3 separate regions of the Homo sapiens genome follow, and regions 1 and 2 are each linked to region 3. The links are chromatin contacts, found by Hi-C in ENCODE. All regions are on one chromosome and are shown on one strand. Each heading gives the region's core, a stretch centred on a gene start or an enhancer-like site at or near the end of the contact. The rest is flanking DNA. Distances are from core to core; before and after follow the strand shown.

Evidence for each region. Hi-C counts contacts between places; a loop is a spot of excess contacts on that map. Pooled maps may share reads with other maps.
Region 1: a pooled map shows a loop between it and region 3 (14-fold over the local background). The contact joins the promoter of MYCBP2 here to the enhancer-like site in region 3. A Hi-C loop is called at or near these places in 4 of 37 single-sample maps with no recorded cell type and 12 of 50 pooled maps.
Region 2: a loop to region 3 is called in a pooled map, with 2.6 times the contacts of the local background. The contact joins two enhancer-like sites. A Hi-C loop is called at or near these places in 3 of 37 single-sample maps with no recorded cell type and 2 of 50 pooled maps.

Annotation. Positions count from the first base shown.
Region 1 is chr13:77,325,416-77,328,455 of GRCh38, forward strand. MYCBP2 (MYC binding protein 2) reads right to left here and starts at 1,679. Exons shown (of 83, transcript NM_015057.5): 1 at 1,059-1,679. The coding sequence starts at 1,360. LOC127898562 reads right to left here and starts at 1,573. Exons shown (of 1, transcript NM_001414702.1): 1 at 1,490-1,573. The coding sequence starts at 1,573. The coding sequence ends at 1,490. LOC107984564 (a long non-coding RNA gene) reads left to right here and starts at 1,630. Exons shown (of 2, transcript XR_001749930.2): 1 at 1,630-1,720; 2 at 1,849-2,783. RefSeq lists enhancers at 1-158, 1,829-2,158 and silencers at 1,099-1,218, 1,259-1,638.
Region 2 is chr13:77,343,453-77,346,732 of GRCh38, forward strand. No RefSeq gene overlaps it. Among named protein-coding and RNA genes, the nearest start is that of MYCBP2, 18 kb to the left of the region's middle. Within about 2 kb of position 1,944, at least 2 of the 41 ENCODE cell types and tissues checked have a DNase peak (open chromatin) inside an H3K27ac peak, as active enhancers do.
Region 3 is chr13:78,020,909-78,024,053 of GRCh38, forward strand. All of the region lies in intron 2 of LINC00446 (long intergenic non-protein coding RNA 446), which reads left to right. Among named protein-coding and RNA genes, the nearest start is that of LINC00446, 9.6 kb to the left of the region's middle. Within about 2 kb of position 1,448, at least 10 of the 41 ENCODE cell types and tissues checked have a DNase peak (open chromatin) inside an H3K27ac peak, as active enhancers do.

The DNA of each region.
Region 1 (3,040 bases), core at 429-2,928, 700 kb before region 3:
GTCACCAACCTTCAGGGTATGCGGCATGTAAGGGCATGGAAAAGAAAACAATAGGAGAGCCCTCAGCAAAAAAAAGCACCCACATTTTAAGAAAAAGAAAATGAAACCAACTGAACATCTACATCAAGGAAGCTGAAGGTGTAGCCAACCCAAGTAAAAGAGACAAATCTACGCGCTATTCAGATTTTCTAGCTAGTGGCAGTTGAACGCTGTACCAGCTGTCATATTCTGAAGTTCTGCAGTTTTCCCCTTTTCCCTACAAAACCCTCTCTACTCTAAAGCCTGTAAGTAACAGAGGAAATCGAACAGAGGATGAAGAGAAATGGCCGATGGGACATCAGATCACAAGAGTAACTGCAACCTCATTTCTAGAAGACCAAAAGGCCCGGTTATCAAAGTACAGCTCTAAAAATCTCTATCAGACACCTTTCGCATCCACACAGATCTCCATCTGCGTCCCTTATTCATAAATCTTTTTAAAGCAAACCTCACGCCTATCCCTCGGGCCTGCTTATCCAAAACTCAACCAATCTATACCATGACTCCTCTTGGTGAAAGGCAGATTGAAGGGAGGTGGAAAGGGCTGGAAGGAATGTCATGGGAGAGGCGGCACGTGCAAATAACATTGCGGCAGAGACACTGAAAACGCCACTTCCCTTGCCACTGTTGCAATTCTCTTCGTGTATCATCCTCTTACCCTCTCTACCCATGCCACCTCCTACCTCAACGATACACACACGTGTCACAGCCGACCAGCACCATCGCCTTTTCCAGCATCACAGGTTCCCCTACCACCCCTCACTATCCCCCCACATAGGCAGGCAGACACACACACACACACACACACACACACACACACACACACACACGAGAAACTGCAGCCACCGCACCCTCCTATCTCGATAAGTGCTCCTGCCAACAGACATCCAGAGCGGACTGAAAGCTCAATAAATGCGCAGGTACACACACGCAAGCACACACACACGCGGGTGCACGCGCGGCATGGGGCGCAAGGAAGGGCGGCATGGGGCGCAAGGAAGGGCACCCTGGGGACGCACCTGGAGGCTGGGTGTCCAGCGCTGCCGCCCCCCTGGTCCCTGTCATTGAGCGCAGCGGTATAAATCCTCCGGTAGCGGTCGGCCAGGGCCCGGCCTGACAGCAGCAGCTGGTAGTGACCCCGGGAGTCCGCGGCGGGTAGCCCCAGCCCCAGCCCCGCAGCAGCCACGGAGCCGTCGGGAACCGGCATGAACAGCGCCCCCGGCGCCGGGGAGGAAGAGAAGGTGGCGGCTGGGTAGAATCCGTCCCCGCCGAGCCCCGAGGAGGCGGCGGCGGGGGAGGCAGTCGCTGCGCACATCATCATCCTCGCCGCCGCCGCCGCCGCCGCCGCCTCGTCCCCGCGGGCCGGGCGGGCAGACACGCGCGCGCACACACAGCCCTTTTCCAACGACGACGGCTCCGGCGGCGGCCTCTGGCTCCCGCAGCAGGGAGACTACAAAGACAGCGACCTCCTTCTCCTCCTCCTTCTTCTCCTCCTCCCCCCCGCGCCGCCCTCGCCGCTACTGGGGCCGCTCATCTAACCCCGCCACCCCGGGAATGTGAGGAGGAGGCGGTGCCGCCACTGCCGCCGCCACCACCGCTACCACCGCCACCACCGCCGGGGCTACCCGCAATGGGAAGCTGCCGGCCTCACAGAGCATGCGCCACTCCTCGCACATGCTCAGTAACTGCCGCCCCTTTTCCTCCCCACCCCCTCTCCGCCACCACTCCCTCCGCCTCGGGGCTTTGGGTTTGGGGCTGTTGGGTTGTGCGGAATCTGAAGTAGTCCACTTCTCCGGGTTTTACTGGCAGCTTGAAGAAGAGTAAGGAAAGTGCTGGGGAGGCTGTCAGCTACTGACGTTCGACTTCAGGTTCCCTCCAGGTGGAAGAACGAGGACCAGAAAGCAAGGGGGAACGTGCCCATCGCCAGAGGAGGAGTGGCACGCTCTTCTGCTACCTCTTCTCCAAGGCTCTGCTGCCAACAGGAAGATTTACTGTGAATTGTGCTGGTTAATTCAGAGTTTAAGGCAGAGAAAACCATCCCAATTAGAAGTGCCTTTAGCGATCTTATTTTATATGGTTTTTGTCATTAGGATTTACGCTTGTTTAACACAGCTTTTACTTACAAAGACAGGTAGTAATCTAGCACATTCTTTTTTGTGTGTGAAAGTATTTTGTGTGTGAAAGTATAACAGATAGGCTAGTATTCACAAGCCAGAGTCATTCCCAAATTCTTGTTCTCAACGGAGCAATAATATTTTTTAAATTACTCTTTTTTATTGACTCCTCACTCACCTAAGAGTGCACTTTTATCTCTTGGCAGTGGTCATTTAATGGTTTATTTTTTTCTGCCCAAACTTACATTTTTAAAGATAATTCTTGAATGCGATCTGAAACAATAATTGTGACGGAGACTGTATAGCGTCTGAAAATGTCAGATCCATCACATATCTTGTTGTTGTCTATAAAAAAGTAACATTTGCTCAGTCCTTTGTTCCAAGCTAACCTACGAACCCCATCTAAGTATATGCTCTAGAAATATACGTGCCAATGCACTTTGATTCCTACTACGTTTTATCCTTTGACTCTCAATTTGAAGAGTTTCCTAATTTACAGTCCTGACAAAATAATTTATAAGTTCTGTCATCCCAGTACTGTATCTTTCATCTATGTACTAGTTCTTATATCTGTGCCTCTTCTTCGGATGGCCTTCTCTTAAAAAAAAATAAAATAAATGTTAAAAAATCCTCCTTAGTGTTTGAGAAGTGCAAACAACAAGGAATAGGAAAGTAAATTAATTCTAGTTTTAGGGTGGAAGGTTGCTGAAAGCAATGCATTTTTTTCTGAAGCTTTAAATAATGGATGGATTTCATTTAGTTTTTTTAAAGATAATTAGCAGTGGGATAAACATAGGAACAAAGGACAAGACATGTGGAATCATAGTATTTTAGTACTGTAATTAGCCCTGTTAAGTTTTTGTATTTGTCTTGTTTCCTTACCTAAG
Region 2 (3,280 bases), core at 694-3,193, 680 kb before region 3:
ATTATCTGCTAAGACCCTGTGGGACGACTGGCTCATCTGGGCAGTTTTCCTGTTCCATGTGATATTTATTGGCACTACAGTCAGCGGGGGGCTTAACATAGCTCACTCACATGGCTGCCACTTGAGTTTGGAGCTGTCAGTTAGAGCACCTCAGGCCTCCATCAAATGGAGGGCTTGGGCTTCTCATTGCATGGTAGCTGGGTTCCAAGAGGTGGCAAGGAAAACAGCCAGTCCTCTTCAGGCTTGGGCTCAGGAGCCCCAAAACAGAACTTCAGCTGCTTTCTATTGGTCAAGGCCAGACTCAGGGCTGGTCCAGACTTAAGGCAAGGACAAGTAAACTCCACTCTTGATGTGAGAGGCAGCTTGCCAGTACAGGGAGGAGAGGAAGATTGAGGGCCAACTTCAGATACTTACTAGTTACCTCACTCAGACACTTAGTGATTTTATCCAGCTGCAAGAATTTTCCAGAAATATAACAAAGGTATAAACCAAGGGAAACGTAACCTTTGTTTGGTTTGGAATTTCATTTGTTGTATCTGAGTGATCGATATAACATACCTGTATCAGTCCATCTTTGTAGTTGTCACATTCATGGTGACTCAACATTTACATTCAAGTATCCGATTACTTCTTCATGTCTTCTAGTGAAATCTTGCCAAAGTGTTGTATATATATTTTTAACTTTAGTTTTCCTTTGTATTTTTTATTACTTATATAAACTGTATTTTTAAATTTCCCACCAGGGTAGTAAAGGAGTTATTGCGTATTTGTTATAAAGAGGAGGTGTACTGATAGGGTTGAAAAAAAAAACACTGATTACTAGTCTGGCATTCCTGTTTGGTTTCTATATTATCTTCTCCTTGATTTTAATTTTCTGCTTTGATTTATATTTTACTATCTCAAAATGTGTGCTTTGGGTCCAAATCAACTCAAATCTCTGAGCAATAGCACAGAGAATGTAAGTAAATGAATGAATAAGTAAATAGCTAGCTTTGCATTTTTTCCTAATTATGACAATGTGTAATTCTTGTAGAATATGTAATATTTATCTTTAAACCTGATTTTTCTCCCACTGAAATAGTTCTTTGTTATTTTCTTGTTTGAACCAGATTAATAAAATCTAGATATGTGTTACATTAACACTGTTTTGTTTTATTGGTGTACCTTAATGTAAATGACTTCCTGATTTATCTGCTACATAATCATATTTTTTAGTGAAACAAATTATATATGACTATTTTAGATTTCTGACATTGCAATGTGCTTTGCCTCATATTAAGATGTTCTCAAGAAAAATACCATTAGACCACCTTTTAGTGAAGCCAACGTATATACAAATATATTTATCACATAGTTTTCCTTAAAATATTAAGTTGAATAAATACTGTACTTAGAATATATTTACCACCTGAAACTAAATTTAGAGATGTATCTACTAATAATCTGTTTCTATGACTTCCTACTGCTTTTGTAAATATAATGTGTTACTCTGTATTCAAGGATTTGTTTTCTAATATTTATACTTTCATATCAAAATACATACATGGATCTTTGGTCATTAAATCATTAGCATTTTTCACAATATAACCTTTTAAAACAAGTAGGCAAATACAAAAGCCAAATAAATGCACTTAATGTTGGCTCTGAAAAATGTTACCCTCCTGTACTGGTAGACAGAGGCTACCCTCCTGCTTGGTAGACAGATGTTGACCTTTGTTTCTGGTAGGAAGATATCACATCTCTGGTCTAGTAGACCATGCCATTCTCTTGGTCTGACTGGCAAATGCTGCCCTCCTGGCTGGGTAAACATTTGCTGCTCTCTTTGTGTAGTATATAGGTTTTACTTTCCTGCTGGTAGAACAGTAGAGAGGCAAGGTCTCTAGCTAAAATAGTCTCATAAATCATCATTCAGCATCTACTCAGGACTGTTAGTCAACACTTGTGTAAGGTATGAATGGCCCCTGAGAAGTATATCATGGAAAGGATGTAGAGGCATAATTACTTAACTACTGTTGCTACAATAGTCTCGGGTAAACAGTATCTATTTTCCTTCTTAACCTATTTCAAGAAGGGCAAGAGAAATCCAGCTTCACATCAAGCTTTGTCTACATGCTTTATAAAAACTGAACACTGGTGTGGAAGCCCCCTGAATATTCCACCACAGAGAGAAATTCCCCGCCTAAGCCAGCCACTATGTCTACTTCAGTTTTGGTTTGAGGAACTTGGTTGGCCTCAATTCTAATTTGGAAAGAAAAAAGTTAATCTTACTCCTTGTAAGTGGAGATAGTGACTAATTTAACCCATAATATTTAAAACACAGGAAGCATACAGTTTTGAAGGCTATTATAAATTTTTTGACATACTCATCTCCTTTGAAAATCCCCTTTTTCTTCCCACACAAATAATAAAATCTTTCTTTAATAGGTTAAAAAGTTAACGTTATTTAATATTTGTACCAAGGAAAATATAATGAGAAAACCAGATAATGGTAAATTCTCTTTTTTTTTTTTTTTTTTTTTTTTAAACAGGGTCTCACTCTGCCGCCCAGGCTGGAGTGCAGTGGCACGATCTCAGCTCATTGCAACTTCCGCCTCCCAGGTTCAAGTGATTCTCCTGCCTCAACTTCCTGAGTAGCTGGGACTACAGACATGTGCCACCAGATGGTAAATTCTAGAAGTGAATCCACCCAATATTGTTTATAATATTGGTGCATTATGTACTTGAATTAATTGCAAATCTAACATTCTTTAATTTATCTTTATTTCAAAACAATATAAGGCCTCTAAAAATGAACATTGACCTATCATAAGGGTGTTTACAGAATGCAAGAGAAAAGTAATTCTTTTGACAAATGGAAGCATTGCCTCAAAGCGTGTGTGTGTGTGTGTGTGTGTGTGTGTGTGTGTGTGTATGTATACAATATCTTGTCCATTAATCCATTTTCTAGCCACCATTACAGAACTGAGGAGCACCCCTAAATTTCTTTCTTTATCCTGACATAAAATAATACAAAGGAAATCATCAATTTCCTGTTCTGTTCAAGAAAGGTACATCCTCCATTCAAGATTTAAAAATAGTAAACATATTAGTCGGTAGTATTATTACAATTCCAAAATTCAGAATATCAGGGTTATTTTGTATCTTTTTACTTATTAAAGTTATTGCTTTTTAATAATTGCACATATATAACTATTGAATAAACTATTATAAACTATGTAGATCCCACTGCAATGGTTTGATACTTTATGTAATTGGTTATAGAACAATACCTCTGTAGACT
Region 3 (3,145 bases), core at 198-2,697:
TCTCCTTGTCCACTTCCAGCCGCAATCATCTCCCTCCTACCAGACTCTGGGACGTGAATGTGTAATTACAGCCCATTGTCTGTGCAGCAATTATAGCCTAATTTGACTTGTTGCACAGAAAGATGACAAAAGTGCTGGCTGTCAGGCAGGGTCAGAGGTCAGCCATTACCCCACGGACTACAGGCAGCAGCCTCATCAGGATTCTGTGGAAGGCTCGTCTCTGGGCAGGACGGGTCTGCAGCTGTCTGTGCGTCTTTGCAGATGACTCTGGGTGAAAACATGGACTGTTTTCAAGATAGATGATCCCAGCGTGCAGTTTGGCTTCTTGCTTTCTTATCAAAGATGTCAAAATTGTTCTGCAGTGAATGAAGCTATTTCTTGTGCCTTCTATATAAATTTTGAGTGGGACATGTACATAACCCAGCTTTAAGATATTTTATCAACTTTCTAGAAATAAAGTTAAGATTATGAAATGGTATTTAAAAGGAATGTTAAATCAGTATGCTACATTAGTATGAAAACTCCTGTGTGTTAAATAGGATAATAACTTGGATGCAATTAAATGAATTGTATCCAGATAGAAAGTCCTAGAGACACTATAAATAAGAATCATAAAATCACAAAGTAAAACTAAAAAAGCATATCCTGTATCAGTTAACCTAGTCCTTGTAGGTAATAAATAAATATTCCTTAAATAATTTTTCTTATGTTTTGTCTATTCTACATTTAAGTCTCTGATAGTAGGCAAATTCAGATCTATTTCAAGAGAGAGAACATTTTACTGTTATTGAAAGATTCTTTAATCCCATTTTCAAATATTTGATATATTTAACATAATTGATCTTCTCCAAATTTAGACAGACATACTGGTCAAACTCATAGTCATTTCAATGAATGAAAGTAATAGAAATTATAATTGAGAGAAAATATGCTAAGTGACAGTGCCAATATTCTAGAAATCAGAAACAAAATACAAAATGGGCTTGAGAAAATTGGTTCATTTAAAAAAATATATTTAGTAAGGGCCAATCTAAGGTGGATGGGGGCAAAAAAAGTTTAAACACAAATCCAGTTAGGTACAATAAAAAATACATTTTGATGCCAATGCACTTAATAGGCAGTATAAATAAAATGCTTTTATGAAATATAGCAATGTGATATTGTAATCTAACCAAATATGTTAGGTACCAGGAAGCATTCCTTACTATTTTATTCTATAAAAGAAGAGGATTGTATTCGTTTCTACTACTCTATTTCATTATTTTATTCTTGTCAGAAAGCTGTAGTGCACTTAAGAGTTTAGGGCAGGATTTTAAGCCCTAGAAAGCCAGGTAATAATCAAAGAAAAGTCATTTTTAGGTTCCCAGGCTGAGGTAAAACATAGAAGTCAGGAAATGGTTTAATAATGAGTAAGCAAACAGGAAGTGAAAGCAGTGAGCCACACAGGCCAGCTGACTTAGATGATCATGGCAGGCTCAGAGACGAAGGAAGTGAGAATTCAGCTGTCAAACCAAGAGTGTTGGCACCAGAGATTACAGTGGGTGTGTGGGAAACCTATCATCCAATTCTTTGCCTGCAACAAGGGCATTTGAGATTCATGACCATTTCAAAGATCTGGTTGTATGGCCTAATTCACCTGATCCTTTGGGTGAATGCTAAGAGAACTGCCACCATTTCCATTATAACAAAAGTACTCTTTATTGAGGAATTGTTATATAGTGGGCGTAGTATAGGTAAACACTTACTCACTTATTCCCTTATTCTATATATGAGTACTGAGCTTAGAATGTGCCAATTACTGTGATACTGACTAGGATACAACAGCAAGTGAAAACAAATATGGTCCTTGCTCTCACAGCTAGGATGAGGTAGATATTAATTATATAATGTATATAACTTAAATAAATATAAATACACATGTAATTTAAAATGTGTTAAGTACTATTGACAATAGAAAGGGGTACTTGGAATATAGGTAGATGAAGAATAAAATTTGATTTAACGTTCATAATCTAGTAGAAGTCTCCTTTTACAGAGAAATAGGCAGAGGCGTGGAGAAGCTAATTCCCAAAGTCACAGGCCTACAAGAGGAGAGCTGAACTCTTCTGTATAGTCTTCCTGGTCACATACTAACTAAAACAAGACTCACACAAATGTAGAACTGAAACAGAAACTTAGATCTTGTATAAATTAATTCATTGATTTATTCAAATAATATTTGTTGAGTGGCAGCTCTAGGTACAGGGGACATCATAGAAAAAGGCCCTCTTTTTTGTGCAAATAAGACTTATATTTTAGTGGGTAAAAATAGATGAACAAACTGGCTACCTAAATATCAGTGATAAAAGAATAGCAAAGAAACAGACTTGTGTGATGGACAATGACAGAATGGCTCATTTTTCTTAGCAGTACCAGGAAAGGCCTCCCTGAAACCAGAACAGGAAGAAGCAGGCCCTTCAGAGGGCTCAGGGAAGAGTCTTTCAGCTAGAGGGAATTGCTTGGACAAAGGCCCTGAGAAGGGAATAGCTTGCATGTTTGAGAGACAGAAAGAATCTCCGGGTGGCAAGAGTATCAGGAAGAGACACGTAGGATGAGTCTGAAGAGACGTTCAGGGTCCAGATTACAAAGGACCTTGTGGGTCAGGGGTTTAGATTTTATTTCAGTTGAATGAGAAGTGTGGGGAAGGTCATTAAAGGAGACAAGGTGAAGAAGATGGGATATGATTTAAGTTTGTTGTTGTTGTTGTTTTTGACGGAGTTTCTCTCTTGTTGCCCAGGCTGGAGTGCAGTGGTGCAATCTTGGCTCACTGCAACCTCCACCTCCTGAGTTCGAGCGATTCTCCTGCCTTAGTCTCCTAGGTAGCTGGGATTACAAGCACACGCCACCATGCCCAGCTAATTTTAGTATTCTTAGTAGAGACAGAGTTTCACCATGTTGGCCAGGCTGGTCTCGAACTCCTGACCTCAGGTGATCCACCCACCTTGGCCTCCCAAAATGCTGGGATTACAGGCGTGAGCCACCACACCTGGCTGATTTGAGTTTTAAATGATCACTCTGACTGTTATGAAGAGGATGGATTAAAGGAGGCTACCATGGGTAAAGGGAGTACCCAGAGGGGCGCTCTCATATGCCTCACAGGTAAGAG